6 separate regions of the Mus musculus genome follow, and all the other regions are linked to region 3. Evidence: chromatin loops called from intact Hi-C (ENCODE). Cell type or tissue: heart. All regions are shown on one strand. Region 1 holds the start of Bahd1 (bromo adjacent homology domain containing 1). Region 2 holds the start of Knl1 (kinetochore scaffold 1). Region 3 overlaps Dnajc17 (DnaJ heat shock protein family (Hsp40) member C17). Region 4 holds the start of Rpusd2 (RNA pseudouridylate synthase domain containing 2). Region 5 holds the start of Ccdc9b (coiled-coil domain containing 9B). Region 6 holds the start of Rad51 (RAD51 recombinase).

The links. A loop is a pair of places that touch in the nucleus more often than their neighbours do. Peaks named below come from ENCODE experiments on the same cell type or tissue, not always from the same donor. Only the 100,000 strongest peaks of a DNase experiment are listed, where the experiment ranks them.
Region 1: it touches region 3 in a loop (2.2-fold over the local background); 3 of 42 quality-filtered maps call a loop at or near these places.
Region 2: a loop joins it to region 3, with 5 times the contacts of the local background. A loop is called at or near these places in 21 of 42 quality-filtered maps.
Region 4: it touches region 3 in a loop (4-fold over the local background); 21 of 42 quality-filtered maps call a loop at or near these places.
Region 5: a loop joins it to region 3, with 3.0 times the contacts of the local background. A loop is called at or near these places in 4 of 42 quality-filtered maps.
Region 6: it touches region 3 in a loop (4-fold over the local background); 12 of 42 quality-filtered maps call a loop at or near these places.

Annotation. Positions count from the first base shown.
Region 1 is chr2:118,900,101-118,905,100 of GRCm38, reverse strand. It overlaps Bahd1 (bromo adjacent homology domain containing 1), which reads right to left and starts at 3,486. Exons shown (of 7, transcript NM_001045523.1): 1 at 3,344-3,486. Gm32957 (a long non-coding RNA gene) reads left to right here and starts at 3,921. Exons shown (of 4, transcript XR_003954052.1): 1 at 3,921-4,349. In heart, CTCF peaks have their summits at 2,277 and 3,949; DNase peaks (open chromatin) are centred at 2,470, 2,710, 3,750, 4,770 and 2 weaker places; H3K4me3 peaks cover 3,949 bases; H3K27ac peaks cover 3,014 bases; H3K27me3 peaks cover 506 bases.
Region 2 is chr2:119,044,741-119,049,740 of GRCm38, reverse strand. Knl1 (kinetochore scaffold 1) reads right to left here and starts at 2,622. Exons shown (of 24, transcript NM_029617.3): 1 at 2,518-2,622. It overlaps n-TSgct7 (a tRNA gene), which reads left to right and starts at 2,910; the gene lies at 2,910-2,991. In heart, a CTCF peak has its summit at 2,563; DNase peaks (open chromatin) are centred at 2,600 and 2,870; H3K4me3 peaks cover 2,696 bases; H3K27ac peaks cover 1,874 bases.
Region 3 is chr2:119,186,142-119,191,141 of GRCm38, reverse strand. Dnajc17 (DnaJ heat shock protein family (Hsp40) member C17) reads left to right here. Exons shown (of 11, transcript NM_139139.2): 2 at 4,727-4,796. It also overlaps the pseudogene Gm14138. Among named protein-coding and RNA genes, the nearest start is that of Gm14137, 14 kb to the right of the region's middle. In heart, CTCF peaks have their summits at 1,612 (motif pointing right) and 1,965; a DNase peak (open chromatin) is centred at 1,651; H3K4me3 peaks cover 526 bases.
Region 4 is chr2:119,032,884-119,037,883 of GRCm38, reverse strand. It overlaps Rpusd2 (RNA pseudouridylate synthase domain containing 2), which reads right to left and starts at 3,094. Exons shown (of 3, transcript NM_173450.3): 1 at 2,416-3,094; 2 at 670-966. The coding sequence starts at 3,060. In heart, CTCF peaks have their summits at 1,772 (motif pointing left) and 3,026; a DNase peak (open chromatin) is centred at 3,063; H3K4me3 peaks cover 1,823 bases; H3K27ac peaks cover 1,578 bases.
Region 5 is chr2:118,762,524-118,767,523 of GRCm38, reverse strand. It overlaps Ccdc9b (coiled-coil domain containing 9B), which reads left to right and starts at 4,863. Exons shown (of 11, transcript NM_001001982.2): 1 at 4,863-5,000. The coding sequence starts at 4,872. In heart, CTCF peaks have their summits at 700 (motif pointing left), 2,627 and 2,834 (motif pointing left); DNase peaks (open chromatin) are centred at 1,283, 2,913, 3,883 and 4,833; H3K4me3 peaks cover 510 bases; H3K27ac peaks cover 2,130 bases.
Region 6 is chr2:119,109,964-119,114,963 of GRCm38, reverse strand. It overlaps Knl1 (kinetochore scaffold 1), which reads right to left. Exons shown (of 24, transcript NM_029617.3): 24 at 4,467-5,000. Rad51 (RAD51 recombinase) reads right to left here and starts at 2,150. Exons shown (of 10, transcript NM_011234.5): 1 at 1,930-2,150. In heart, no CTCF peak of the experiment used is centred here; a DNase peak (open chromatin) is centred at 2,283; H3K4me3 peaks cover 2,012 bases; H3K27ac peaks cover 1,488 bases.

The DNA.
Region 1 (5,000 bases), 290 kb after region 3:
AGCTCTACCTTGGGAAGTCAGTAAAAACACTTAATATAAAAGGAACCATACAAATCCCATCCACAGGGCTGATCCAGGGTTATTTGTCAGGGGTTCTCCGAATAGCGTTTTCTCCCTCACTGACACCCAGGCGGAAAGAGGTAAAGCATACGGTAGCATAGACAACAAGTAAACTGCCAACACACAGCAGAGCTGGGTACAGCAAGAGACTGGCCCCATGAGGACAATGGGAGGACAGGACCACAGCCCCTTTCCAACTCCTGTCTGTGTGGTGTCTGTCATGTGAACAATCTTCAGCAGCAGATGGATCAGAAACAGCAGTTAAACATGCCCAAGGCCAGAGCCTTACAGACGTGCCCTATTTATACACCTTTCACAGAAAAGGTCAGAGACCTCCAAGGACTGCATCCATACTGAGCATTTCTAGAAAAGCCAAAGGTTCCCCTCCATCCACACTGAATTCCACATCACACGACACCAAGAGTAAGATTAGACTACACACAGACACACGCGTTTAACTCATTACTTCGATTCCTAAGAACCTTCCAATCTACAAAGCATTTGAGAAGATACCATGTTAGACAATCCATTTTCACAAGCTCACTGGTCAACGCCAAGACAAAAAACAAGTGGGAGAGAAGGAAGGGGTAGGAGCTGGGTGCGAAGGGCAGGACAGACAAAAGTGCTCAGCAGGACTAGCAAATAGCCTTAGGGACATTGCCTAGGGTTAGACTGCAGCAAAAAGAAGCCAGCACAATTGAGTAAGAAACTGACATGTGGAAGGGGTGCTTCGGAAGAAAGATCTGGTAGCTAGCTGTGTACAGACTGGACCAGAAGAGCCAGAGGAAGCAGGAAGAAACTGACCCGGGAACATGGCAACAGAGAGGGAAGGAGGGAGGGAGACACCAAAAAGAACAAACCAACCCCAGCAATGGTAGTGCACACCAGGACGCAGAGAAGAGACTTGCTGCCAGTCCCAGGCTAGCATCCGTTCTAGAGTGATAAGAGGTACAGGAGAGAAACAAGGGAGGAGAGGGACAGAAAGAGATGGCTACCAAAACCATCTCAGTTAATGGCTCAACTCCCCAGGGCCAGCCCTCCCAAACACTCATCTGACAGACAAGTATCTCCTGCCAGATTAAACCCCTGCCACAGAGGGAAATGTTATTTTGGCAATTCCCACCTTCCAGCAGCCAAACCAGGTCACCCTTCTGACTGCCACCAAAAGAAATCACACACAGTGCAACCCCAGCAAAAGGAAAGATTCTCCAGCCTTCTCTGGATTTTAGACATACAATTAAACTCTCTCCAACAAACTTCAGTCTCTTGTGTGAGGTAATACCCCCTTTCCCCACAAGCCTCAACTCCACCCAAGCTGGGGTCCAGACTCTCCTGGGGAGAGAGCGCCGGGGTGCTATGAATGAACTCCATACCCTGTTCCTGCTCCTTTGGCAGACAGCAGCTTTCTCACGGTGGGCTTAGAGCCAAACACAGCCGAGTGCTGCTCTCGACCAGTCCCACTGGTGTGCCACTCCAACCCAGATTTTTCTCAGCAAAAGGCCATGTTCTCAGCTGTTATCAGCCTGAGACTCCTCTCTTCCTGTTCCCAACTTAATCACATGAGGAGGGGCACCGGAGCCGAGTGGATTTTCTCAAACGGGTAAACATCATACAGCCTAGAGCTGCTCACCCGCTGGGGTTAGCGCTCACAGCTTAAGCCAGAGATCCCAAAGTGTCCTAGAACAGTGGTGTCCCCAAGAAATGTGGTCTCTCTGAGGCTTTCCTTGTTGGTGGAAGATTATGGAGGTAGAAGATGGGGAGAAACGTGTCAGGTGGTACAAAAGAAAGCTGGAAACCTTATTTTATGTCTTCAAATTTCTGCCTCAATTTATGGACTCAGCTTTATCATGTCCCTATGTGGGTACCTTCTTGCCCAAGGAAGACGGCTACAGCAATAGTGAAGGCATCGCCAAGCACAGTGGGTGTGTGTGTTGGGGGGTGGGGTCCCTTAGTCCCAATCCAAGTAGCCGCCTGTGCTCTTAAGACTGCCGACAATGGGCCACTAGGAGACATCCCAGGTGGAGTTAAACCTCTACCGAGAGGCAGACTTGCTGAAAGCCTCACTGCTAGCAGGCTCCGCTCGCCTCTGTGAGTCCACCAGCCCATTCGCCACCGGCCAGGGCACTCGGTGCGCACACCCCTCAACCCTGCCCCTCCGCCTTGGCTAAGTCGACCCCACTCTTCCCGGAGCCGCGAGGATATCTGCGGCTACAGACCAGAGCCAGTGCCGCAGCTCCTCCCGGTGGACGCCCCGGCCCCCGCAGTCCCCAGGGCAGAGTCCGGCCCCGTGCCCGCCCCTTGGGGTGGGTGCCCCGGACTCGCTCCCCTCCCCGATACCACTACCTGCGCCCGCTCGGGCGCCGCCTTTGTCCGGCTCTTCACCGCCGAGCGGGCCCCTTGGGCCCGACCTGACCCGGTCCACGGCCCCAGAGGAGAGGCGGCGGGACTGGCAGGGCACAACCAGGCCAGGCCTGGAGCACCGGGTCCCGCTGTCACTTGGAGGCGGTCTGACAACTTCGATTCCCCCCGCCCCACCTCGGACTCGGCCGCCGCCCCGCACGGTCCCCACAGGGCCTCCCGCGGCCCACACTCGCTGTTCGAACCGGTCCCCTTCCGTCTTCGGCGCCTCCCTTCCTTCAGCCCGACCCGATCGAGTCCACACTACCCCTCGCCCTGACGCGGCCCCCATCCCCATCCCCCCTCCGGCAATTGCCGGTCAGCTCCCAACCCGGGAGGGCGCCCCCCACCCCGAGAGGGCGCTCCCGCGGCGACGCCCCCAGCCGCGGCCCCTAGCCTCCGGGACCACGATGGGGGAGGGGGCTTGGCGGGGGCCTTGCCGCCCGCGCACTCGGAGGCGAGCCGGCTCCGCCGCGGCGAGGAAGCACCCCGCGTCCTCCCGCCCTCCGTAGCCCGGGACGCCCGCGCCGCCGCCGCCCGGCCAAGCTGCCACCCTGCGGCCGCCACCCACCCCGCCCCCGGCCTGCGAGGCGGGCGCCCCCCGGGGGCTGTCACCTCGAGGCGCGCAATGCTCCCCGATGGCGGGACCGCAGCGCCGGACCCGGGGGAGGGAGGCGGCGCGCGCGGGCGGGCAAGCAGCCGCACCTGCTTCTTGTCGTCCGTCCGTCCCTTCCCGGGGCTGGCGGGGGCGGCGGCGCGGCGCGCTCGGCGGGGCGCGCTGACGGGCGGCCGGTCCTCTCCCTTTTGCTAGTCCGCCTACCTAGCTCGCTCGCTCTCGCTCGTTCGCCCTCCCCTACCCCCTCCTGGATCCCGGCTCCTAGCTCACCGGGACGAGAGGCGCGGACGGCGCGGCTTCGGGCGCCCGCAGGCCCTGGCCGGGCTGGAATCCGGCGGCTGGAACCCCCCGGGGGCGCTCAATTCCCGGGCTCCACGCTGCTGCGTCAGCGCCTCCTCCTGGGGGCCGGGGCCGGGCAGGCGGAGCGGGGGCCGCGGTCGGGCGGGGCCGTCGGGGGGGGCGGGCGCGCCTGGCCGGGGCGGGCGGACGGCTAGGGCCGGACGGGCGGGGCAGGCGGCCGGACGGGCGAGCAGCGGGGGCCGGGCTCCGGGATCCGCTACGCCGCTCGCGGTTCCCCCACAAACTCCCCGAGAGCGGAGCCTCCGCCGCCCTCCTTCCTGCTTCCTCGTCCTCAGCCAATCAGCGGCGCGCCCCTCGGCAAGCTCCGCCAATCAGCCGCCCCGCCCTGCGCTGGCCCCGCCAGCCAATCCGGCCCTCGGCTCCCCCTCCCGGTCTCCAACCAATCAGAATCGTGGGTCGGTCGTCCCGACGCAGGGGGCAGCACGAGGCGGCCGGGGGAGGCGGTGCGGGGAGTGGTGGGGCCTGGGGGGAGGGGTACGGTGCCAAGGGTGGTGGCGGGGGATGATTTTCTTTGCCGGCTTCTTGTATTTTCTCCTGGTCTTTGGAGCCTGAGCCAGTATCCCATGGTGACCTGACCCTGAAGCCCCAGCACCTCACTGCAGACCCCCACCCTGAAAAATCTTAGCGCGCCCCCTCCCTGACCATCACCCTTCTACATCCCTCTTTCCTCGTAACCTCTCCAGCACCGGCTACAGTAAACTGAGGGTCGAGGGGGCACCTCACCCTCAGGCTGCTGCCCCCATGGCAAAGCTTCGGGAAGACCAACCGAAAAATTCAAGCAAGAACAACACCCCCTTTCCTCCTGAAAGGGCCCCAGACTCGCGCGAAAGGGCCCCGACTCCTGAGAAGCCCCTCCCGCCCTTGCCTCATCTTTCCGACTTCCCTGCTTGCCACGTCTCCTTTCCTTCCTAGCAAGGTCGGTCCTGGCTCGGTAACCCCTCACCCGCATCTCTTTTTCCTCTTTCTGTCCTTCACCTAACGCCCCCCACCCCAGTTCCCAATTCGCCCTCTTTCAGAAGCCAAGTGTGGAACCCTCATCCATTTCCAGCTGACAGCAGAGTCTGGTCTGTGAGTCCTTGACACCCACACACCCTCTTCCACCACCGCGGGGAACATCAGAGCTCTCCGGTGGAGAGGGAAAGGGGCGGGCAGCCCAACAGGCGCGGCTGGACACACTCCTTCGCGTCCCCAAGCTAGTGTAGAACCAGTGCAGACACTTACCTAGCTTCCCCATAGTCGCCTTATGCTGTGGCTCCGTCTCTCACACCCACAGACGTGCTTTTCCAAGCCTGAGCACGCTCTCGGGGTCAGCTGGGTGGGTGGGCACAGCAGGCTGAGGTCATATGAAGGGGTGGGAAGTCCCTGGGAGGTGCGGGAAGGGGCTGTGTCCTGGACACCTTGTAGCGCCAGAGCCAGCCCAGGACTTCACTTCAAGGAGCTGTAATGTGCACACAGTAGGTTCTTGAGAAATACCGAGTCCACCCCTGAACAAAGCCTCATTTCCAATTCAGGCGGGGGAGGGGCGCTTTGGGAGGTAAAGGAGCAGGAGCAAAAAAGGGTAGTGTCA
Region 2 (5,000 bases), 140 kb after region 3:
TGTATTAACAGGTTACAGCATTAGCAAGGCTGAAGAACCACTGCTCTATAGAAATCATTTCAAGTTCAGCTTATCTTTTACAGGAATAGTTTTAAGTTCTGTACTCAAAACAGGTAACTACTAGGAACTATTAACCCAAGGTAACCTAAACCATTGTTGTTTCAAAGTCTTTGAGAACCATTCCTCTCCAACTTGTGAACTAGTTACCACTTAACCAATGAGATTCAAAACTTTCTGGAAGTCTCTAATTTCATTAAATGTGTATTTTATTATATAACCCATGTGTTACACCTTTAACAAAACAGGTCAAGCCCCTAAACCACTGTAATAAACCGTACTTATAAAATGCTTTTGATCACATTCATACTAATTATTGATTGTCTAGAAAACTACATTTGGCATTTAGGGGTATACTTATAGCATATAGTTACAGGTTTTTACTTATATACTTACAGGTTTTTGGATACTACTAGTTTTTTTAACAGCCATTCTTGAAATCTATCAGGCACTGCATGAACTAATTCAAAATATTATCTATCTACATTACCATCAATAATACCGTATCATTGTGAAGTAAGAGCTTTGGCAACTGGTATGAATAAAAGCTAGTGGACTTAATTAGTAACTTGATTACTTAAGAAAAAAGTTTATTATCTTTTCCTTCAACTTACACTTACCAAATGGCTACCAAGTTGTTAGGACATACTCATTAAATTTATTGAACCAAGCTATATAAAAATGAGGATATTAAGTATTTCTTTTGGACTGTTTGAACCAAAAAGTTTGAGCCACCAGTCTAAATAATCCAGGGGTCTGCAGACCAACAGTGGGCCAAAGCAACCTTTGAGAACTTTCTTTTAACTGAAGAAAATAAACATCACCACCAAAACATCATGTAGCAGAGACCATCATACTGACCCACAGCAAGCAGAGCCTAAATACTATCTGGCTCTTTGTCCATTCCTGAATTTATACAACCAAAATATACAAACATTTTCACTGATTCAGACTCCACTGATACAGACTCTAGACCTGTGCTGTCAAATTGAATGATTATATACAATGAAATTAAGATGAAACAAATTAAAACTCAAGTTTTTGGTAATCATACTACATTTCTTTGATAACCATATTTTAAGTGCGCCAAAAATGACTGCTAATAGATACCATGTTGGACAGTGCAGATATAGAATATTATTATCACAGAAAATTCTATTGGAAACGCTTGTTCGATCCAGTATCTAGAATCAGTACCTTCTCGTATTCTCAGCATCAAACACATCATTTATATCACCATCCCAAACATTTTACTCCATTTACATCTATCAACTTGTAAAGGTTTCCAGCCATTCACATAGTCAAGAAGTACACTGCTTGAACCTAACCTTTAATGACCAAATACCTTACGATATATTTCCTTCCATATTTATAAATCATCTCTCCAACAATCTGACCAATGAAATGCCATCCCCATGAAGTCTACTTTAGCACAAGACAATGAACCTATGAGACATACAAGGGACTCAACGGAACCAATTTAACTGAAATGAAAACTAACGGTCAACCTTGGTGTCTAGAATAAACTGCTGCTTTGGGTTTTAGCCACATGCTTTATCTCTGTTAACTTCTGTCTTAGTCACAGTTTTATTGCTGTGAAGAGACACCATGGCCACAACTCTTATAGCAGGAAGCAGTTAATTGGGGGTCTTGCTTACAGTTTCAGAGACTTATATAGCAGTCATCATGGGGAACCTGCGAGCAAACACAATGCTGAAGGAGTAGCCAAGAACGTCCACAAACAGCAGGCAGAGTTTTGGAAACCTCAAAGCTCATCCCTCATTAACACATCTCCTCCAACAAGGCCACCCCTCCTCCTAATCCTTTCAAACAGTGCCACTCTCAGTTGACTCGGCATTCAAATATATGAGCATAAATCAAACTACAACGTCTAGTACATTTTAAAAATTGCAGTAGGCAATATTTTTCTTCCCAAAGGGAATCCAAAGTCTTTTGGATGGGAAAGGAAATTTATGTAATCTAACACACCGATTTGTCTTTACTAATGTTGGACCTGCAGAAACCCGAAACTCTATTATTGTGCTCGGACGGAGCCTACAATTTAAAGTTCACTCGTCGCCTTCAGACCACGGAAGCAGGGAACGTCGGTCAGAAACACATACCACAAGGAGTTGGCGAGAGACGGTGGGACCGGATCCCGGAGCCCTGACCAAAGATGATGGGCGGGGCGAACCCGGAGGCCCACGGCGCACCGCGCAGACGACACGACCCCGGGAATGGAGCGGCTTTGGGAAAGGAGAAGCGAAACGCGGCGCTCCAGGAGAAGGAGAGCGGGCCGTTGGCGCTCGCGCGGTCCGGTCGGCTGCAGGGCCTTTCCGAGATCGCCCCGACGACCGAGCGACCTCAGCAACCCGCGCCCGCCCTTCAGCACTCAAACAGAACCCGAGCCCTCTCAGGAGCCCAGAACGGAAAGGAGCATTCTGACCCGCCACCGACCACCTGCTTGACTTGTCTGGGGTCCTCGCGCTCCTTGGAGTCGGACGTCACCTCTCAACGTCCCTGAAGTATTCAAATCTAACCGCCCTAGTGATGCGCATGCTCAGTGCTGCGCGCCGCGCAGACCCCACCCCTTCGGCTCCAGACCGGCCCCGCCCCTAAGACATAAACTTCTCTGTCCTCCTCTGCTCTGACTTAAGTTCCCTCGGGTTTTTCTTCTTTTCTACAGAATTTTCTTCGTCTCTGTTATTCTGAGAACGGCCATCTTCTTTCGAGTGTTTGCAGAGTAAACAATCGCACTGTTGGCTTCCGTACAAAATGGCGACTTCCATGGTATTGCGTCACAGCGCTCTGTGTCTACTCCCTATAGCTACCAGGAAGAAACTAGCTTCTGGGACGAGGTGGCCGAGTGGTTAAGGCGATGGACTGCTAATCCATTGTGCTCTGCACGCATGGGTTCGAATCCCATCCTCGTCGAAAGTGTCTTTTGCTAATTAGTGTAATGTGAATTTATAATCCACAGGATGGAAGTGATTAAATATTGCTTCGGGTTTTAATTCCGATCAGGTTCTATCTAACACAATTAGTCTCAGCATCGAGGTGTTTTAGTTGGTGATATTGTAATTTGAAGGAATTTGATATTTGAAATCAGCTGAAGGAATTGAGATATTTGAAAGGCTGCTTTTGGAATGTTATGACTCACAGATGAAGAAAAAGCAGATAAAGAGACTTTTTTCTAGGAATTTAATTTCTTACAAAGTAAAATAACAGGACATGTTCAGTGGTGGTCTGGAACATGAAATGTCCTAGCTCTGAGATGAATGCTTTCAGTCTTTAATGAGCTCTTACTCCGAGGGCTTTGTTTTGTTTTTGTTATTTTGAGACACAGTTTTACTGTGTAGCAGTCTAGCCTCCAGGTTAAAAATCATCCTGTCTCGCCTTCCCAAATGCTAGGATTACAAAGCTATACCCCCATAATCGCTATTTTGGGGGTTTAATACCTGTCCTGATCGTGAAGTACCATATTGCATTACAAATGCCACCTCTTCCAGCCCTTAAGCAAGCTATGGGATTTGTTTTCAATGTATACATTAAAAAGGTGCCCATGGGGGTGGGGGTAGGGGTGGGGGTGGGGGTGGGGGTGGGGGGGTAACCCAAGTGAACCCTTTGCAGGGCAGTGGTGGCGCAGACCTTTAATCCCAGCAGTTGGGAGGCAGAGGCAGGCGGATTTCTGAGTTCGAAGCCAGCCTGGTCTACAGAGTGAGTTCCAGCATGAGTTCCAGGACAGTCTGGGCTACACAGAAACACTGTCTCAATCCCCCCACCCCCACCCCAAAACAAAACTCCCAAAAACAAAACAAACAAACAAACAAAAATGCCCATGACATTTGAAATCTTGCTATGATCCAGAAACTACTGAAGAAGAGGAACACGACTACCTTTTCAAAAGACAAAAAGCTGAATCTTCTGGATTTAACCAAAGGATTAGGAATAGAAAAAAGAACAGAGATTTTCCTCCTGTAACATCATCAGACAAATTCATTCAACTCACACTTAAAAACCCTTAATGTTTTTTACATAACTAAAAGCAACATACATTTTACATGGATTATGTGTCTCCGACTCTGCAGAACCCTGTGATCATGATAGATGTCTTCATATTCTATTATTGTTGTTTTACACTGAAAGATTAATTTGTCCAAGGCTATACAGCTTCTAAGTTGCAGACAGGACAGTGTAACCCACATCTATTGACTCCATGATGTTTAACCCTCATCCTGTATGGTACCAGATCATGAAGAGTTCTTAATGATCCCCTGGAGTGGTGATTTTACATTCCTCTCACTGGGCATGCTCAGTGTTCAAGAGCCCAGCACCAGGGGCAGGTGCTTCAGCAAGATTTGTGGCACTGATGATTGGAAGGCAGTCAGACGCCTCTCTCCTGGTTCCTCCATTTTAGGTCCAAATCCCTTGGGAATGTTGCTACCTTCACAGTCTGGGCACTTTTGGCCAGTTCTCTTCAGCCATGTCTTACTGTCCGTTTTCTGTCCTGGTGGGACATACATCCCTTCAGGGGCCTTGCAGACAATTTAGTAGCCAATTTTTTGTGGGTGAAGAGTGGGCAGCGACAATCATTTTCATAATCTCTCATCAAAAACACTTTTAAATAAGGCAATGAGCTTCAGTGATATTGCCTGTGACTTTGCCTCTGATTGAAATCGTGTATTTTATATTACTCTGACTGCTTTAGAATTCCTATGGTTTGAGAGTGTCTGTCAAATTTTGTGTGTCAGAAATTTGATCCAAACTGGGTAGTGACACAAGCCTTTAATCTTGGCACTCAGGAGGCAGCAGTAGGCAGATTGCTGAGCTCCAAGGCTAGCCTGGTCTACAGAGCCAGAGGCATCACAGGGAAGCCCCGACTGGAGAATCAAAACAAAGCAAAAAGAAATTTGATCTAGAGCAGCAGACAGAGCATCCATCTC
Region 3 (5,000 bases):
AGAGGTGTGTGCCACCACACCCACATACCAGCTTCTTTATATATTTTGTGGCGTTTCACCTCACTGGAAAAAAAAAAGCAGATAAAGGGCCTTAAAATATAAAAGGGGTGGGGACATTCTCTGGGGGGGGGAGGATGAGGAACTGTTGGAGGGTGGGCCTGGAGGGGGATAAAGACTGGACTGTAAAAAAAAGATTAAAGATAATTTCATACACACACACACACAGAGACAGACACACACATGGAAAGCTGGGTGTAGTAACACACACCTTTGACTCCAGTAGTTGGAAGGCAGAGACAGATGGATATCTGTGAGTTCAAGGCCCCTCTGGTTTACATAGTGAGTTCTAGGACAGCTAGAGCTACATAGTGAGAACTTGTCTTGAAAAAAAAAAAGAAATACTGTATATATTTTCATACATATACATGTACATGTGCATATATATGAAAATGGTTAATAAAGCTTGGCTTAAAAATAAAAGAGAGGGGCTGGAGAGATGGCTCAGCGGTTAAGAGCACTGACTGCTCTTCCAGAGGTTCTGAGTTCAATTCCCAGCAACCACATGGTGGCTAACAACCATCTGTAATGGAATCAGATACCCTCTTCTGATGTGTCGGAAGACAGCTACAGTGTACTCATATGCAAAAAATAAATAAATAAATCTTTAAAAAAAAAAAAAAAGAGGAGCCGGGCATGGTGGCGCACACCTTTAATCCCAGCACTCGGGAGGCAGAGGCAGGTGGATTTCTGAGTTCAAGGCCAGCCTGGTCTACAAAGTGAGTTCCAGGACAGCCAGGGCTACACAGAGAAACCCTGTCTCGAAAAACCAAAATAAATAAATAAATAAATAAATAAATAAATAAATAAATAAATAAACAAACAAACAAAAGAGGTAGGAACCAGGTCTAGTGGTGGCTATCTTTGTTTGTTGTTTGGTTGGTTGGTTATTCGAGAGGTGGCTATCTTTGTTTGTTGGTTGGTTGGTTGGTTGGTTGGTTGGTTGGTTGGTTGGTTGGTTATTCGAGAGGTGGCTATCTTTGTAATGCCAGCACTGAGAAGACAGGTGGGCAGATGCCTGACAGTTAAAGGGTAGGCTGATCTACAAATCAAATTGCAGGCCAGCTAGGTCAACACAGTGAGAACCCGGCTCAAGAGCACCAGATGTAGCTGTGGGCTCAGTGGGGGCGCAAAGACAGATTGCATGCATCCTGGAAGTCAGGATTGCACTTGAGAGACTACCTGGGAAGCCATGTCTTTCCTTATTGTTGTATTGGGTTTTTGGAAGGGAGGAATGCTTAGTTATGGTCTCATTCTGTAGCCCAGTCTAGTCCAGAGCTTCCAATTTTCTTGCCCCAGTGTCCTGATGGTTGGGGTTACAGATGTGAAGCCTTCATGCCTAGCTCATTTTAATTTTTTAATAAGAGAGCTGGGGTAATGAGCGTGTGGTCTGGGGTATGCATAGGTGGGCAGTTGGGAAGATGGACCAACAGGGATGAACTTCTGTTCCCTCGCTGTTCAATCTGTTCCCTTGCTATTCAATCTGGAAAACCAGACTAGCCCTGGCAGGTATGGGTGTGGGACTGGCTGAGCCCAGCAGGTGGCAGCACAACCTCAGAGATCCGGGGCTCGGGAACTGGCGCGCGTTTGAGTCTGGTGCCTGCCAGGTGGACTCTCCTGGGAGATGCTGGCTGCCTGTCACTGACGGTCCTTGTTTAGCTCACTTGAGTGCAGAGGTAGAATTAGTTCCCTCTGAGAGACCAGGAAGCCAGAGCGCTGAGCCGCTCCTTCCTGGAGTTTAAGCAGCAGGAAACCTGTACAGAACACAAGTGAGATGCTGAGGTCTCAGAGCGGAGTCAGTGAGCGGAGTCAGGCCCGTGTCTGTACCACCTTTTCCTGGAAACGTCTGAGCAGGTCACATATGAAAGAATGTCTGCTAGCTGTTGGTTCACTTGTTTTTATGTGTTTTACCTGCACACACGTCTATGCTTATGCCTGCAGTGTCTCTAGAGGCCAAAAGGGGGCACCAGATCCCCTGGAGTTACAAGCAACCACTTGGGTGCTCAGAAGTGAATCCAGTTCATTTTAAGAGCAGCAACTGCTCCTAACCACTGAACCATTTCTCCAGGCTCTGCTTTTTAATTTTTGCAAATAAAGAAATGCTAGAGTTTGGCCTGGTAGTAGATGAGTGTAATTGCAGCACTTGGGAGGCCAGGATAGGAACAGGGTACGTTTAAGGTCAGCCTGGACTACACAGTAAATTCAGTTAGCTTGGTTCTACATCACACCAAGACACTGTTGGGGGTCCCTTTCCCCTTTTGTGCATGCATGTGATCCCCCCTCCCCCCGTCCATCCATCTAGAAATAGTTTTGGGTTTTTTTTTGTTCTGTGTTTGTTTTTTGAGACAGGGTCTGTGGCACTCACCTTGTACCCCAGTGTTGTCTCAGACATGAGCAGCCTGTCAGCCTGCCAGCTAGGGTTACAGACCTGAGCCTTTGCTCCTCATCTCTTTCTCAGAGTCCTTCTGATGCTCTGAGGACAAAGTGCTGATGAGCCTGACCAGGCGTCTGTAATGCTTTGACTTAATTGCTTTTAAATTTTAAATCCAAGCTGGGTGGTGGTCGCGCACACCTTTGAGTCCATCTCTCAGGAGGCAGAGACAGGCAGATTTCTGAGTTTAAGGCCAGCCTGGTCTACAGAGTGAGTTCCAGGACGGCCAGGGCTACACAGAGAAACCCTGTCTTGAACAAAAAACAAAACAAACATGAGGAAGAACAACCCTAGAGTGATTATTGTATACATAAGTGTTGAGTGCTGATTTCTCTCTCTTCATTTTTTTTTTTGAGATTCAAGGTCATTATTTATTTGTTGCTCTTAAAGACTCATTTCTGACTGGACTCAGACTTAGAAGTAGAAGCTCTCAGCGAGGACAGCCTACGTCTCTTGGCAATCTGTTCCTGGCGCTTTTCTTTGGCTTCCTTCATTCTCTTGGCCAAAAGTTTAGCGTATTCTGCAGCCTCCTCCTGTTCTTCTTAGTGCGTTGCTTCTTCAGAGCAATACATCGGCGTTTGTGTTATAGGACGCGTGGAGTAACAAGACGCTGAATCTTGGGTGCTTTGGTCCTGGGCTTCTTACCTTCTTTGTTTAAGGGCTTCCTGACAACATACTGGCGGACATCATCTTCTTTGGAGAGATTAAAAAGCTTTCGGATTCTACTAGCTCTTTTAGGTCCCGATGAGGCACAGTAGTGTCTGTCAGTCCAGGAATATCCTTCTCTCCTTTCTTTACAATAACCAAGTTGAGAACACTGAGATTAGCGTCCACGATGCATCCGAGAACAGACTTGCGCTTCCTCTCTACAGTTCTCCTTAGTCTGTAACAGGGATGCCCCTTACTCAACAGCAGGCGCACTCTGCCATGGGTCAGAACACCTTGCTTCATGGGAAAACCTTGCTTATCATTCCCACCGCTGATCCGGACCACATAACCCTTCCACTCTTCACCAAGAGCATCAGCGACTACTTCCGTGGCCATGCGCTTCTCATAGAAGGTGCGGAGCTTACGCTCGTCATCCACCTCGATGAGCTTCTGACAGCCGGTGGTAGGGAAGGAGATGTTCAGCTTCATCTTGACACAGCCGAGTGCCTGGGCTCTCTCTTACTTTTTTAAGCTGATGTAGTGGTGCTCGCCTTTAATTCCAGGGCTCGGGAAGCAGAGGATCTATGTGGGTTCCAGGACAGCCTGGTCTACATAGTGAGTTCCAGGACAGCCAGGGCTGTGTAGAGAGAACTTGTCCGCCCAAAAAAAAAATGAATTTAAGATTATACTTCTTTATTGTGTGTTGTGTGTAAGAGTACATATGTGTATTGCCATGGTGTGCTTGTGATGGTTGGAGGGTAACCTGTAGCTATTGGTTCTTTCCTTCCACTTGTGGGTTCCAGGGATTGAACTCTGACTTGACATCAAGCTCCCTCACCCACTGAGTCATCTCTCCTGTCGCTTGCTCCCAGCCCCTGTAGTGGTTATTTTGTTTGTTTTGATTTGACCTGATTTGGAGATAGGGTCTAATGTAGCCCAGGCTGGCTTGCAACTTGTTATATATAGCCCAGGACAACCTGGAACTCGTGATCTCCTGCTTCTGCTTCCTTAGAGCTGGACTTACAGGCATGGACTCCCATAACACCAGGCCACTGTCGTGGCTTTAATGGGTCCCCCGGAGGTAGAGGCTTGGCTAGTTCCACTAACTGTTGTTGCATTGAGCATCTTTATATATTTAGTCATTCCTCTCGAGTTCAAATTCCTAGGCTGAGTCAAAGGGAAAGTGTGTTTTAAAATGTAACGGATAAGGTCACCAGGGTGGGTCAGAGACTAAAGGCACCTCACCAGGGCATCTGAGTGCCACATTGGTAACCCACTCCACCTGCTGCCCTCTGACTTCACATGGACACCGTAGCATGGCAGCACACTCAAGAGCACAATGTAAATAAAATAATTAAGTGTGATAGCTTCCATGCCCACCAAGAGTGAGACCGGGATCAAGTGAGGAGACTGCTGGATGTCAGTGGCAACTCCCTCCATGGCCTGCGCCTTCTTATCACAGGTGCCATGGTGGCTGTGCCAGGGAGCCACAGCCTCTTAGGTGGCATGAGATTGATGTGGTGACATCGCTTAGGCTTTCACATTGTCCCTCCGGGAGGGTGACTGATTATGTTTTCTTTACTCTTCTAGGTGAAGAAGGCGTACAGGCAAAAAGCACTATCCTGCCACCCAGACAAAAATCCAGATAACCCCAGAGCAGGTAAGCCTCTCAGAATCTGGGGGGAAGAGACCTGCCCCCTGCCCCCCCACCCCCCTGCGCTGTGGGTGCACACACATGACCCGCCTTGAGCAGTGAAGGGCTTGGCTTCACATGGTGGGATATACAGTCGGTTGTAAATGTACTTAACCATTCATTGTTGGCCTGCTGTGTGCCAATATTGTCTTCTTTGAAGTATTCACTGAG
Region 4 (5,000 bases), 150 kb after region 3:
TCCCATATCTCATCTAGAAAGTATGAAGTCAGGGCAATGGCTCCACAGTTAGGATCACCTGCTGCTCTCCCAGAGGACCTGGGTTCAGTTCCTAGCATCTACATGGTGGCTCACAACCATCCCTAACTCCAGTTCCAGGAGAGCTGTTCTCATTCTAACCTCTGCAGGGGCATGTGTGCACGCGCGTGCGCAAACGAACACACACACATACACATACACATGCAGAACACTCATATAAACTAAAATGAATACATAATAGAAATTCTTTTAAAAAGAAAATATGAACTGAGAAAACATTTACCTCACGGGGCTACCATAAGCGTTTCATAAATTGGGTTCTAATGTGTTGGGGATTAAGTCTGGCGTGTGCTCAATGAGCGAATTATGATCCAGATGCAGAGCATAATCACCACCAGTAAGAATCTTACTTGCACCTCTTTCAACTTTATCCTACTAAGTGAGCTCTCTTCAAAATCTTAACAATGTTTAATGTTTCCAGAACAGCAAACTACCAGGGCCATCTCCAAAGCCCTTCTGAAGCATACAGGATAGCTGTCTTTGGAACTTCAGGTGCTGAGCCTCCTCAAAAGAGGAAGGTTGTAGATGCCCCTCAATCTACTTTATGATTCCTCTGTGTTCCAGTGTACAGCAGGCAAAAGCCTGACTCACCTGCCGATCCCGAACCTGCTCATGGATCTTCTCCGAGACTGCAGCTGTCTTCGCAAACATGAGCACTCCTGAGGTGAGGCGGTCCAGCCGATGCAGTGGGTGTAGCTCTTTCAGTTGGTGCTCCTTGCCTAGGATGAAGATGACCGTGTTGTGTCGGAAGCGGCCACAGGGGTGCACAGGAATGGAGGACGGCTTGTCTATAACAACCACATCGTTGTTCTCAGCTAGCAGGTGGATAGGCTCTGCTGTGACTGGTGGCTCATGTCTGTGCACTGTGTTCCGCAAGAAATCATTGTCCTGTCAAAAACATACGCAACATCAGCCTGGGACCAGCAACCTATAGATAGTCAGTCACCCCAGCTCCTCAGTTCCTTACTGACACAGAGGAACGGTCACAGTAAAGCCTTCAATAGAAAAAGAAGTGGGTGTAGTAAGATCTCATTTTGTAAAAATATACACAGGCATACAGCTAGTTTTGAAAAATATACAAAGTTGATTGAATTTCTTGGTGGTGAGAATGAGTATTTTTGCTTCTTTATATACTCTTTACAATAAAGTTGTATTTTAAGATTTTTCATTACATTCATTTATGTGTGTACATGCATAACAGCGGCACACGCAGAGACAAGAGGTTGTGAGTCTTAGTGGCAAGGACCTTTACCTACTGAACATCTCACCATCCTGACAGAAATATATTTGAAAGTAAATGTCTTTTAAATAGAGAGACAACCTCTACTAGTTACGAACAAACAACACAAGTTCAGAGCTCTAGGCTCTACACACAGATTTGATACAAGCTCACTACATACTCTTGGGCAAGTCATTTTAACGCCTCTAGGACTTGGTTTAAAAACCTATGGTTTTCAAAATCTGTATGGGGAAGGTTATTTCCAAATCCTGAAATTCTCCTTTTCTCCTTACAATCTCTGTGAGCCAGTGTTAATGATAGTAGTCTCACTGAATTTAAAAAAAAAAAAAAAAGGCTGGAGAGATGGCTCGGTGGTTAAGAGCACTGACTGTTCTTCCAGAGGTCCTGAGTTCAATTCCCAGCAACCACACGGTGGCTCCCAACTATCTGAAATGGGATCTGATGCCCTCTTCTGGTGTGTCTGAAGACAGCTGCAGTGTACTAAAATAAAATAAATAAATCAAAACAAAACACCTGCCTAGTATCTATCCCTGACTTCCTAATTCTATACACATGGGAAACGAGTTTCAGTGTTAATATGAGCGCACACTTTGGGAATCGTACTGTTGCCTTACTTTGAGGTTCAGTTTGGTCACAAAGGGGAGAAGAAGCAATGCAAACTCCCCAAAGTTGCCACTTGAGTTTAATGTTAGAGTGCACAAAACGCTTAACTTTGTTCCTGATACAGTTAAGAACACATAAATGAGGTCTCTATTATTATTTGTACAGAGATATATCATGCAGGGTAGAAAGTAGGCAGTGCCCTTGCCACAAGGCAGATATTAAAGGAACATGAGAATTTCCATTTTGTTTGTTGGAAACAAACAGCCTTGCTGGCAAGGATGATCAGGTTAAGTTCTGGAGCGTGGGAAGGCTATCTAACCTACTTGGGGCTGTGGGAAGCGGGGACTAAAAGAGCACCAAGAGAAAATGAGATTGTTTCTGAATTACCATCACTTTACTCCCATACTTATAAGGTGTGTCTGAGAAAACAAACAAACAAAAAAAATCCCAAAACCTTCCCTCCTTTTCTCAAAGCTAGTTCCATCAGACACCACCTTGAGCACGATGCTGAGGTCCTGGACTGGTTCCTCGTTGAGATGCAGGCGTCCTGCCCGGACAGCGGCCTCGTAGTAAGACAGTGGCTGGGATCGGAACTCGGTGCTGAAGACGTGCAACAAGCTGCGGCCCACCCAGCGACCTTTACAGTAGGTCTGGAAGTCAAAGTAATAGGGCCGCACCTTGCGCAGGCCGCCCTCGAAGTAGTAGGTAGTCTCTGCGAAGTGCTCATCGCTAAAGCTCACCCCGGTGCGCCGTTTCTTCGGAGGCGGCACGACCCGTTCCCCAGTGGCGCCCCTCCGCTTTTTCCTCTTGCCTGAGTCGGCGACTGGAGCTGGGGTCTGCTCTCCGTTGCTCGGGAGCTGCCCTTCGCCTCCCTGGGCCTGGTCCCCGCTCTCCGGGACCTGCTTCCCTACCGCCGCCGGCTCCAGGCGCTCCAGGAGCGGCTCTCCGCTCGTGTTGCTACCAGCATCTCCATTTGGCTGAACCAAAGCCTTCAGCCCGCCCGCTGCCTCGGCTTGCGCAGACAGTGCCTCAGTCATCGCCTTCCCACAGCTACCCCAAGTCCGGACAAAGCTGTGGGACCAGAGCGCCACCTGCCACTGCACAATGTCCCGTAGGCAGCCCGGGACACCCCGCCACATGACAGCACGGCTAGCCGCTTCAGGGTCGCAATCTGATGGCGTCACAAGGTAACAACCAATCAGGAAGATCCCAGTACAGAGGCGGGTTTGCAAGAAGGGAAAAGTGAGTTGTTTTCAGAGTTAGGTGTCTGAGGAAGTCCTTGCTTGGAGTACCCTTATGCCCAAGGTCACAGGTAGACTCATTGAAGAGATCAGATGGTATTTCCTAAAGGAAATCTTCGGGAGTGCTCCACATAAAAGACTTGAATGGAGATGATGGTACACATTTCAAATAGATAAGCGCTATTTTCCTGGGTCTGTAAAAAACGCCTAAAAGTGTACTTAAAAGAGGCAGAGCCCGCAAGGTATCGCACACCTGTAGCTCAGAAGGAGCATCAGGAGTTTCAGTTCTATGGTTATTCAAGAGTGTGTCTCAAAATAAAAGCAGACAAGCAAAAGAATAGTAATTATTATTGTTTTAAAAAACGAATACAAGGCAAACAAGCAGGAAAAAAGTACCAATCAGAATGAAAGTTGCTACAGCTATGACTGTATTAGTACCAATTTGTCTACTTTGCTTTTACTTTTGAGGGACAGTGTTGGAGAATCCTAGAGTATCAAGCACTCGTTCATTTAAGTATACCCAGTACTGCTATTGTATGACTTAAAGGCTGCATATTATAGTATGTTACATACCTTGATAAAGCTATTATTATATATATTATATATTACATATTATATATAATTGTATATGTACATATGTATTATAGACATACTCCCCAGAAGCAATTTTTTTCACACCTGCCCTTCCTGCTAACAGCATGAAAAGAACTAGAGATTGCCTATTTGACTTCCATGAACTCTTATCCAGAACCACTTGCACATTAGAACTTCAAATGGATCAAAATTTTATTGCCAAGGTCTTATGTGTGTATGTGTGTGCCAGTTGCATGCACTTGTATGTATGAGTGTGTGCAAAGGTGAGAGGTCAACCTCAGATGACCTTTCTCTGGTGCCGTCCATTTTGTTTAATGAGACAGGGCCTCTCACAAGCATGTACTGCAATGCCCACCTTTTTAATGTCGGTTCTGGGGATCGAACTGAGGTCTATGTTGCATGACAAGCACTTTACCAACTGAGCCTAGCCCTTCCTTTATCTCCCTAGCCTGCTAGGGTTCTTAAATGCAAAATGCTGAAAACTGCACTGGCTAACTTCATCAGAGCAGGGATTACTGGGAGGATGTTAGTACTTCATAGGATTCATAAAAGAGTTGAAGTATAGACTGAGGAAAGAGACCAAATCAAGGCAAGCAAGGCCTCTGAAAACTATCTGTTGCTGGAGAAGAACCCCACTTGGGATGCTGCCACTGTGAGACTTGCTGCTGTGCCAATTACTCTTTGCCCCCACAACCCTTTGTCCCTTGAAAATCACTAAATATATCAGTCTCTTTGTGATCCTATCTCAAGATCTGGAATCCTACAAGGGAGCCAAACTTCCAAGAGGGACTAAATCTGTCTTTATTTTACAGAGTGCCTGGCAATAGTCAGTAATCCCATTATTCTTCACAGTGGGATTTCTCCAAAAAATGTAAATATTTGATTGCTAGTGTCTAAAAACAGGACAAGTGTCTAGTCCAGTTCAAGTATGTGAGCATGAACTTTCTCATGGGCGTTTACTATACAAAATGTTAATGTTGGCTTAGACTATTCTTATGCATTAGCCTTCTGGAGAAGATCAAGAGATGATTTTTATCTAAATGCTTCTATATATCAAAAGTCCCACAAAGGGAGGTGGACATAGGAGGACCAGAATTGTTAGGTCATCTTTGACTAAATAGAGAGTTCAAAGTTATAAACAAAAATTTCTGGGGGGAGGATATGGGGGACTTTTGGGATAGCATTGGAAATGTAAATGAGGAAAATACCTAATTAAAAATAAAAAGGTATTCAGACAATGAAAA
Region 5 (5,000 bases), 420 kb after region 3:
GATCAAATGACATCACAGGTAGAGACCCAGCAACCATAAGCTGTGGGTGCAATGTGTTCCTGGAGTGAGTGTGAGCACCGCTGGCCTGTTTGACTCTCTTACCCATCACCCCTTGCTTCACAGTGGGCTTCTGGATGCTGCACACATCACCACCTTTGGCTTTTGCATGATTGTATCTGGCTAGCTCCCACCACCCACACTTCAGCCTTGCTCATGGGCTTCTGTCCTTGTCACCCTTCAAAACTGTACCAGGCCCCTCTATTTTGACTGGGCGTGGCGTCACCCACACCCCAGCCTGAGGTGGTAAGCTTCCTGGTAGTTAGAGCCTGTGTAGTTTCTGCCCCAGGGCCTCTGCCCCTTTCTCCAGACCTACGTGAGGAATGTACTAGGGAGACACAGGCTAGCTCTTTCTGCTCCCAAGAGGACTTCTGGCCTGAGACTTGGAGACTGTCCTGGCTCTGTGTCTCCCTGAAGATTTCCCCTGCTCTCTCTTTCCCCAGATCCCACAGGGCCCTTCCAGGCCCCAGCATCACTCTCTGGTGTCTGGACACTGCCCAGTTCCCTCAACCGGCCCATCTGAGACTTTCTACTTTCTACTTCCTTGCCTGTCACAGAGCCTTATCAGCCCTGCCTTGGGATCTTCAATGAAGCTCCTTGACTTTGTCACTGCTGAGGCTGCCCTCTAGTGACCTCCCCAGTCTGGCTGTTACTTTCCTAACCGGACATCCTTTTGCTTGTAAAGGCCACCATCCTTACTTATTTCCAGCACAGACAGAGGCTGGTGGATCTCTGAGTTCCAGGGCAGCCTGGTCTACAGAGTGAGTTCCAGGAAAGTCAGGGAAAGCCTGTTTCAACACACACAGACACACACACACACACACACACGCACACGCACACGGCAGTGGGGGTGGGCCACCATTGTTTTTCTGCCTCTTCCTGTATGAGTCTTGCTTATGTGGTTAGGTGAAGCCCACAGTTGATGCTCTGCCAATGGCGTGTGATGGGCAGGTCCAGATGCAGGCAAAATTCAGCCTCTACCAAGGGTGGCAGTTGGTGGGGGATGGAATACAGGGTTCTGGGAGAACTCTGTGAGTCTCTGTCTCCACCATGAGGAACAGAGGCCAAACCCAAGGAGTCTTGGGGACAGGGGGTCAGTCCCACACTGGGGTTCATCTCCCACTGCTAAGACTGGGGCTGCAGGTTGGGTGTAACTTCAGAATGGGCCTTGCAGCCTGGGAGGTTAGGGATGGAGTGAGGTCCCAGGCGGCAACACCCAGTCTGAAGACAGGCAGGTCACCTGCTCCCTTCAGAAGCTACCCTGCTGTGGCATGCATGCTTTTGGTAAGGTGGGGCCTAGACTTGGAACCTGCTCAGGACTGGTCTCTCCAGCCCGACTTCATGTACTTTGAGGTCTCCGTTCCAGGCCTAGGAATTAGGACACTTCATGAGACAGGAATGTCCACTGTAGGAGCGGGTGGTGTTGAGGCCAAGCAGAAAAGAATGTCCTTTGAGCTGCCTTCTCCAACCTATCCTTGTCTATCTTCTTCAACATTTCCCCACAAGTGACCTCTAAGGATTCAGCCCCAACAAAGAGCCATTCCTAAGCACTGGGGTGGGAGCAGCCTTCTGGGATCTGCAGGCAGGCAAAGGACAGGATCTGTTCCCAGAAGCACCTAGTGCTGGGGTCGAGAGAATGGCCTGGGGCCTGGAAAGGGAGCAGCCACAGGGGGACTGTCTGGAACCAGTGCTGCAGGAGCCTGGCTTTGATACGTTGGGTGGAAGACAGGAAAAGAGACCCAGAGAAGATACTAAAGGGGCACCTCAGGTCATCCCTCGTCCACACACTAGATGACTGTGACATACTCAGACCCCAGAACTGAGGGAGGCAGGCAGCCTTAGGCACTCCTTCAACTGAGGAGATGACCACCGCGCAGTTGCCTGAGGCAGGAGGAAAACGGCCTGAACCTTGCTCTGGCTACATACTATTCCAAATATGGATGTTGCTAGGTATTTGAATGTTATCATCATATGACTCACTGAGGGATAGCCACCTGGTGTTATAAAGACATAAGAGCCATTGCCTGTAAGGAGGAAGGAGACTGGAATCCACCATCCCATCTCCCTCTGCCTAGACGGAGCCTGAGGAGTAGGCCAAGGGCCAAACACTATACTCAGTCAACCAGTCTCCCACAGGAGCGGGGGTGGGGGAGAGCAGTGGGGATGTCCACACTGACAGAAATGGGGTAGAGGGTCTGAGCAGCGCTACCTCTATGGACTTAAGCCTTTCCTCCTGGGCAGATGTCCCCTAGAGAGAAGCTTGGACTTCCAGCAATCCTGTTCTTGAAGTTGGCTCCAACTGTATCTTTCCAGATGCTACCAATAAAGTCCATCTGACGTAGGCCCTAAAGGTGTGGTGGCCACCCGAGTTGGCAGGTGACCTGGGAAGGTGCAGGGAGTCACCTGGGGAGAGCAGTGATCCAAGACCAGGCTAGGTCATCCTGCCCAACCCTAGTAGGAGAAAGAGAGAGCATAGAGAGACATCGCAAGCAAACTTGTTTTGGTGGAGTAGCTGTAATAAGAGGCCTAGGGACAGCAAGGCCAGCACCCTGGCTTTTTGTATCGTCTGCAGTACAAACAGGTAAGGTAGCCTGCATGAGAGACAACACCTGTCAGGCTCATCAATAAAATAAAGCTTTTACCTCTGTGTAGTCTGACTGTTCTGATGGAGTTGGAAGGTGGGATTGAGCTAGACTTGGGAGATGATAGTGAGAAAGGGGGCTGAAGGAAACCCCACCCCCACTCCAATTGCCAGCCAAGCTTTTGGAATGCTTCTGCCCCCTAGTGGTGACTTGGAGAAAAAGACACCTGGTTTGGGAAATATCGAACTGGAAATTCTCAAGCCCCGCCCCCTCCCACAGCCCGGCATTTCCCCTCTTCCAGGGATCCGTCGAGACACACCTGCCTTCTTCAGCTTGTGTCCATCTATCTGAGTGGTCAGAAAGGCAGTTACAGCCTGTGCACAGGTACCCACAGTGACACAGTGTAGTGCTGGCTAATTCCATACTCATCCTGCAGGCAATGAGGCTTTACGGCATGGGGGCACTGGGCCAGGCAATGGGGGAAGCTCAGAGCACTTAGTATAGCAATCTGCCTCTGTCCGGTGGGAGAGCAGACTGGTAAACCGTGTTTTTGTGGGGTCTGCTCAAGGGCGTGAGAAGCTGTGAGTGACACTTGGAAACACGTGGCCGGCAGCTGGAGCTTCAGTCTTGTCTTTGGAGCTGTTCAGGGTACATGGTACTTCAGCCTGGTGGCTGGGAAACTTTTGTGTCTACATTCAGGATATCTTCCTGAAGCTCTTACAGGGGGCTGGGTCATCCTATCTGCAGGGTTGCCAGATGTCTACCTGTGCCTCCTGACCCCTCTGCTCTGACACTGGCTGGCAGTGGAAGCTGAGAAGGACAAAAACCTGGCCTCGTCTCTGTAGTCTGTTTACATCCCTCCTTTCTAAACCTGATCAAGGACTAAAATTACAAAGAGTGGGGGCTGCATTAGGTCTCTCTCCCTCTCGGACTGCGATCTGTGTAGCAGGGGCGGTTACAGTGGGAAGCTTGGGACTTCTGGAGGTTTCTGGGATAAGGCTGACCTCAGCAGTATTTGTGAGGCAGGGTGCAGAGAAGGTGGAGGAAGTGTGTGCTTGTACGTGTGTGTGTGTGTGTGTGTGTGTGTGTGTGTGTGTGTGTGTGTGTGTATGTGTGTGTAGACAAAAGCGGAGAGGGAGACAGAGAGAGAGAGAGATCTAGGAGCTCGGGTGCGTCACTGTTGCTGGGAAAGTAGACAAGAGTCTGACTCAGTGGGAACATCCGGCAGGAAGGGAGGAGGGTACACAGTGGCATTTGCAAGCAGGATGGGAACTCAGGAGCTGCAGAGATGGGGGTGTGGGGCCAGGGGCGAGAGCCTGGACAGCAAAGGGCCTTAGCATGGTGGCTAGAGACCGGGGTGGGGGTAGATTATGGTGAGGGGAAATATCTGAGGCCTGGTCAGTCAGGGACATAGGGGATGCCAGAGTTTGTGACACTCATGTCAAGGCCTGGAAGTCAGGACCACATAAGAACTGAAGCTGACCTAGGCACCCCTGGGCAGAGACTGGCCTCGGCTGTGTGAAGATACTTACTTGGGGAAGGAGTCTGTGTCCTTTCTTGGGATCTGAGAGTCTGCAAATGTTATCCTGGGAGTGTCAGGATGAAAGGGCTCTGTGAGAGGATCCCAAGGGAAGAGGGCTGCTAACTGTTCCCAGCTTCTGCTGGGTTAAGGACCCCATAGAAAGGCTCCTTTTAGCATGGTAGGGGTCTGGAGACCCAGAGAGTTAGGCCTCCAGGAGTGGCCATGCTTGGAGTACAGAGAAAAGCACATTCCAGCTCAGAAACCAAATGGGGGAGAGTGGCATTTTGGGTCTGTGGTGGTGTGAGATGGCCTTGGGGAGGAGGTTTCTCACTCTTATCTAACGACTTAAATGCGCTGACTGGACAGCCAGCAGGAAAGCAGAGAAACGCCCCGAGGGAGGGCCGTCAGCCATCGTGTGGAACCTGCATCTCTTGCCTTTTTCTCCTAGTGGGAGGGATGAAGACCCAGCTATCCCATTTGTGGGCACACACAGGCGGGCGGGTCTTACTGGGGCTCAGGATCACAGGTGAAAGTGGGCCCTTCGTGCCTAGATCTCCTGTGCGAGGACACTGAGGCAGGGCAGGGATATGTGCTAGACAAGACCAGCCGGCTGCTGGTGCCCCGGTCCTCGCCCTCTGCGAGTGGAAGGGTGGGGGTGGCGGCTAGGCGTTCCTGGCTGGGAGCCCAGAGCGCTCTTTTGTAATCACAACATGATCTCTTGTGCTGAGCAGCGAAGCAGAAGCCGGCAGGGAGAGGCCGACAGGGCCGGCTCTGGTGGCTCCAGCTTCCCTCCAGCTCTGGCTCCCGGGAGCTGTTTTGAAATTCTCTCAGCGCCTGGT
Region 6 (5,000 bases), 76 kb after region 3:
ACAGAGAAACCCTGTCAAAAAAGAAAAAAAAAAAAAAAAAAAAGCCTGGTATGGAGGTCCATGACTGCCCTAGCACCTGGAAGGCGAGTCAGGAAGACGACCACAAATTTAAGGGCAGGCTGCGCTGCATAGTTAAATTATCTCAAAAAGCAGCCCCCACACCCATTCCCAAGTTCATAAAATACTATATGACCTTCATAAAATATGTGTTGAGACTGGCTCAGGTTGAGAGCACTGGCTGCTCTTCCAGAGGACCCAGATTCAATTCCCAGCATCACATGACAGCTCACAACTGTCTACAACACCAAGATTTGACATCCTCACACAGACATACATGCAGACAAAACACAAATGCATATAAAATAAATTATTAAAAAAATCAAAAAATTAAAAAAAAATCAAGTGTTGGCAAGCATATGGAACAAACATCCAATACCACTGACATATTTACATGAAATTTAAAAACAGGCGAAGATGAGCTGGGGAAGCTGAGTCAGGATGGGGAGTTCAAGGTCAGTTTTTGCTAAAATGCAAGATCCTTGATCAAAAAAAAAAAAAACAAAACCAAAAATATGGCCGGCACAGTGGTACTCTCCTGTAGTCCCAGCACCTACAAGGCAGAGACAGTAGGATCCCGAGTTCCAAACTAGCTTCTGGGTTACAAAATCAGATCCTGCCTAAATAATGCCTTTTAAAGGTAGGCCACCTTAGTGAACAGTTTTAGAAATCACTGTTCAGCCATCAGGGTGAGGGGGAAATACTAAAACCAGGAAGGATAACAAGAGGTTTATAGCATGGTAACAGCAGTCTATTAGTGATTACATAGATACATTCTTTTTTTGTTGTCTTGTTTTTGAAAGATTTTATTTTATGTATATGAGTACACTGCAGTTGTACTGATGGCTGTGAGCCACCATGTGGTTGCTGGGATTTGAACTTGGGACCTTCAAAAGAGCAGTCAGTGCTCTTAACCACTGAGCCCTCTCTCTAGCCCCCAATATATTCACTTTGTATTCACTCACGTATACACTTGTATTTTATACATCTTTGTATTTTATACTTCATTTTATTTTTATTTCTTGGAAGTTCCTTTTAGATTTCTTTTTTGTTCATGAGAATTTTGCCTGCATACATGTGTGCGTACCACAAGCATGCCTGGTATCTGAGGTCAGAAGGCGGCACTGGATCCCCTGGAACTGGAGTTATGGTTGGTTGTAAGCCACCATGTGGGTACAGGAGCTGAACTCAGTTCCTTGGGAAGAGCAGCAAGTGCTCTTAACAGCAGAGCCACCTTCCAGCCCCTGTTCTTCACTTTTCCTTTTCTGAGACAGCTCTTCCATTTGTGGCTCAGGATGGTCTTGAAACTGTCATCCTCCTGCCTCTCCCAAGTGCTACGATTATATAGGTGAGTCATCTAGCCAAGATTCTCTTTAGAAATTTGTTTTATTTCTCGGTCTTTGCTACTCTTTTGCTTACGCAATCTTTGAACTCTGGGGCCTTCTACTTCAGTCTCCAGAGAGACCAGCCACTACCCTCATTTTAAAGTAACCAAGAATCTGTTAGCCCTGGCCCTACTACGTAACAGCTGTGAGCACTTTTCTCTGATCTCAGCTTCCTGCGTCCGGACCACAGAAGTGAACCTGAAAGTTTGTAAATCCCAGCATTGGGAGACTAAGGGTAGCAGTTCGAGCCCTGCCCAGCCTAGGTCGTGACCTCGGGTCTCAAAACAAATGCTTGAAGTACAGGTCGGTTTTCTCCACAACGAATTCAGTGGGTCAGTTAGCGTCGGTCGGTTGGTCGCCCTGCTCCGCCTTTCTCCGGTTTCTCAGCGTAGAGGGGACCCACAAAGCTGGCTACGGGAGCACTGGCCTGAGCCGGCTCAAGAAGCCGAGCGGCCATGGAAGGGGTGCGCCGGCGCCGCACACTCACCTGTCCCGCGGCCACGGGCCGCTCGCTCCTCCGGGCAGCCGGCTCTGCACACACCACACTCCCCCCACTTCACCCGGCTCGAACGCGCTTCGTTGCTCCTCTGTCAGGTTTTCTACGAAAAATTTCAGTCTTCCTGGCCACACCTGTGGGAGCGCCTCGGCTTTGCCCAGGCGCGGATCTGCGCACGGCGCGCGACTTTCGGAAATCCCGCCAAATCCTCACGCTCCTATCGCTGCAACGTCATCACGCCTTTCTCCGACCCGCCTCATACCTACTTCCGCTTCTGCTGCGAACCTGACGGACATGCCGGACGGCTTTGAAGCCGAGTGATTTCGTAGGGTCACTCTTCCCTTCCTTTATGATTGTTCTGATCCGGCCTTTCTGGTTACCCGACTGAGGACTACAAGTCTGCAAAGACGATGTGATCAGCCCAGGACTACATAACCCAGAATGCACTGCTGCGGAAGCACCTCTGCAAAACTTCTTGCACAGCGGATGTGGACTTCGGTCAGAAAGGCTTTGGCCAGTTCTGGCAGAGTGTGGATCTTTGGTAGTTGGGATGGTATGCTTTGGAACCAGGTGTTCTCTTGGTCTCTGTGGGCGGCAGAGATGAAGAAGCTGGAATAAAGATAAAACCTGCGAATGGAGCCAGCGATTAGAAAACCAGTGTGGGAATCAGCGAGGTGGAAAAAAAAAACCTTTTAATTGGGCGGGGGTTGGGACCGGTGGATATAATCTAAATATATACATTCATAAAACTACCAAAAACTAAAGCGAAATAACTCACTCTCTAGTGTTTTTTTTCTTCTCTCGCTTTGTAGTGGTTACTCCAGAAAAGTAGGAGCAAAATTGAATAAAGTAAAGGTTTGTGGAGTTTGCCAGGAACTTCGTATGTTTCTTGTTATACATCTAGGTGTTTTCAGACAAGATCTCATACTCCTTGAACTCTTTTTTTTTTTTTTTTTTTTTTTTTTTTGGTTTCGAGACAGGGTTTCTCTGTGTAGCCTTGGCTGTCTGGACTCACTTTGTAGACCAGGCTGGCCTCGAACTCAGAAATCCGCCTGCCTCTGCCTCCCAAGTGCTGGCGTGTGCCACCACCGCCCGGCTCCTTAACTCTATGCCAAGAATGACAATCCTTCTCCCACCTTTGTTTCCTGTACTGCTGGAACATTACTATGTTCTGTGTTGGGGATTGAATCCTGGATTGTATGCATGCCACACAAGCACTTCAACAACGTAGCTGCATGCTTAGCTGAAAATTACTTATATTTAATGAGTACACTGTAGCTGTCTTCAGACATCCAGAGGGCATCAGATTCCATTTACAGATGGTTGTGATTCCATTTACAGATGGTTGTGAGCCACCATGTGGTTACTGGGAACTGGACTCAGTGCTCCTAACTGCTGAGCCATCTCTTCAGCCCTAGGTAATTTTTTTTTTAAGATTTATTTATTATATGTAAGTACCCTGTAGCTGTCTTCAGACACTCCAGAAGAGGGCATCAGATTTCGTTACGGATGGTTGTGAGCCACCATGTGGTTGCTGGGATTTGAACTCAGGACCTTCGGAAGAGCAGTGGGAACTCTTAACCACTTAAGCCATCTCGCCAGCCCCAGGTAATTATTTTTGAGACAGGTTCTTTGTAACCCAGATTGGACTCAGCTCCCCAACGTCTGGGGTTGCACAAAAAAAAGCCACCATTCTTGATGTATATTTACTTTGTATTTTGAGAGACACCTTAGTTAAGTTTCTCTGGATAAATTTCCCAGGGTGACATTTAAACTTTGAATCTTCCTGCCTCAGACTCCCATGTAGCTTGTTTTTTTTTTTTTTTCCCAACCCCATACAGGTGTGTGCCCACAGGGCTGAGTAGTTTTTTTTCTTTTGAGACAGGGTTTCTCTGTGTAGCCCTGGCTGTCCCGGAACTCACTCTGTAGACCAGGCTAACCTTGAACAGAAATCTGCCTGCCTCTGCCTCCCAAGTGCTGGGATTAAAGGTATGCGCCACCACTGCCTGTTGTGAGTAGTTTTAAAGTGGATAAAATTTGTATTTTATACTTATACTATTTTACGTCAAAGGATGGTTTGGTTTGGTTTAAAAATACATTGTGTGTGTGTCTGTTTTCACAAGTAGAGGGCAGAAGACAACTTGAAGGTCAGTCATCTCCTTCTACCACGTATGGAAGTTCAAGATTCAACTCAGGTAGCCAGGGTTCATGGCAGCTGCCATCTCCTCCATGAAACTTTTTTTTTTTTTTTTTTTTTTTTTGGTTTGGAGCTGAGGACCTAACCCAGTGCCTTGTGTTTGCTAGGCAAGCACTCTACCACTGAGCTAAATCCCTCTTAAAAGTATTTCAGGTGAGACAGAGGTTTGAGTTAAATATTTGACAATGACAGACCAGTTCAAGAAGCATTTTGGTTGTAGAAAGAAACAAACTGATTGATAGCAGGTAAAAAATGAATTGCTCCTCCTGGAAATTAGAATTATAATCTGGGCAAATCTTAGCTTAGAAATTTAAGAGGCAAAGGACACCAGTGGCTGTCAAACAAGAAAAGGTTTATTCATTCTCAGTTAAATTGAGATAGAAAGGGGTAGAAGAAACAAATACCCCAAGACCCAAAAACTTGCTTTTCGTTCTTATCACTTTTCAGATCTTTCCACTTCTTCAGAGGCCCAGCAGCATGGGTGTTGCTTTTGGTAATTTAGCACAACCCATACATCCCAAAATGCTTAAACTAGTCTGAGTACTTTTCTTCAAAAACCAAAAACCTAAGAACTGGGAAAAAAGATGAACTAGAATTCTAAAAGAGAACCAACAATTCCTAAAAATATAACTGTAATTGGAAAAATATTGAACTATACAATCTTAGTCATGTCTGTTCTTTAATTGGTATATGTAGCCCAGGCTTACCTCAAATTTGCATTGTAGATGAAGATACTTGGAACTTGGACCCTTCTGAGTGTTGGGACTACTGGAACTTACCACTATGACTGGTATATGTAGTACTGAGCAGAGCATCAAACTCTGAGTTCCTGAACTAGGCAAGTATTCAACTGACCCACATCTGT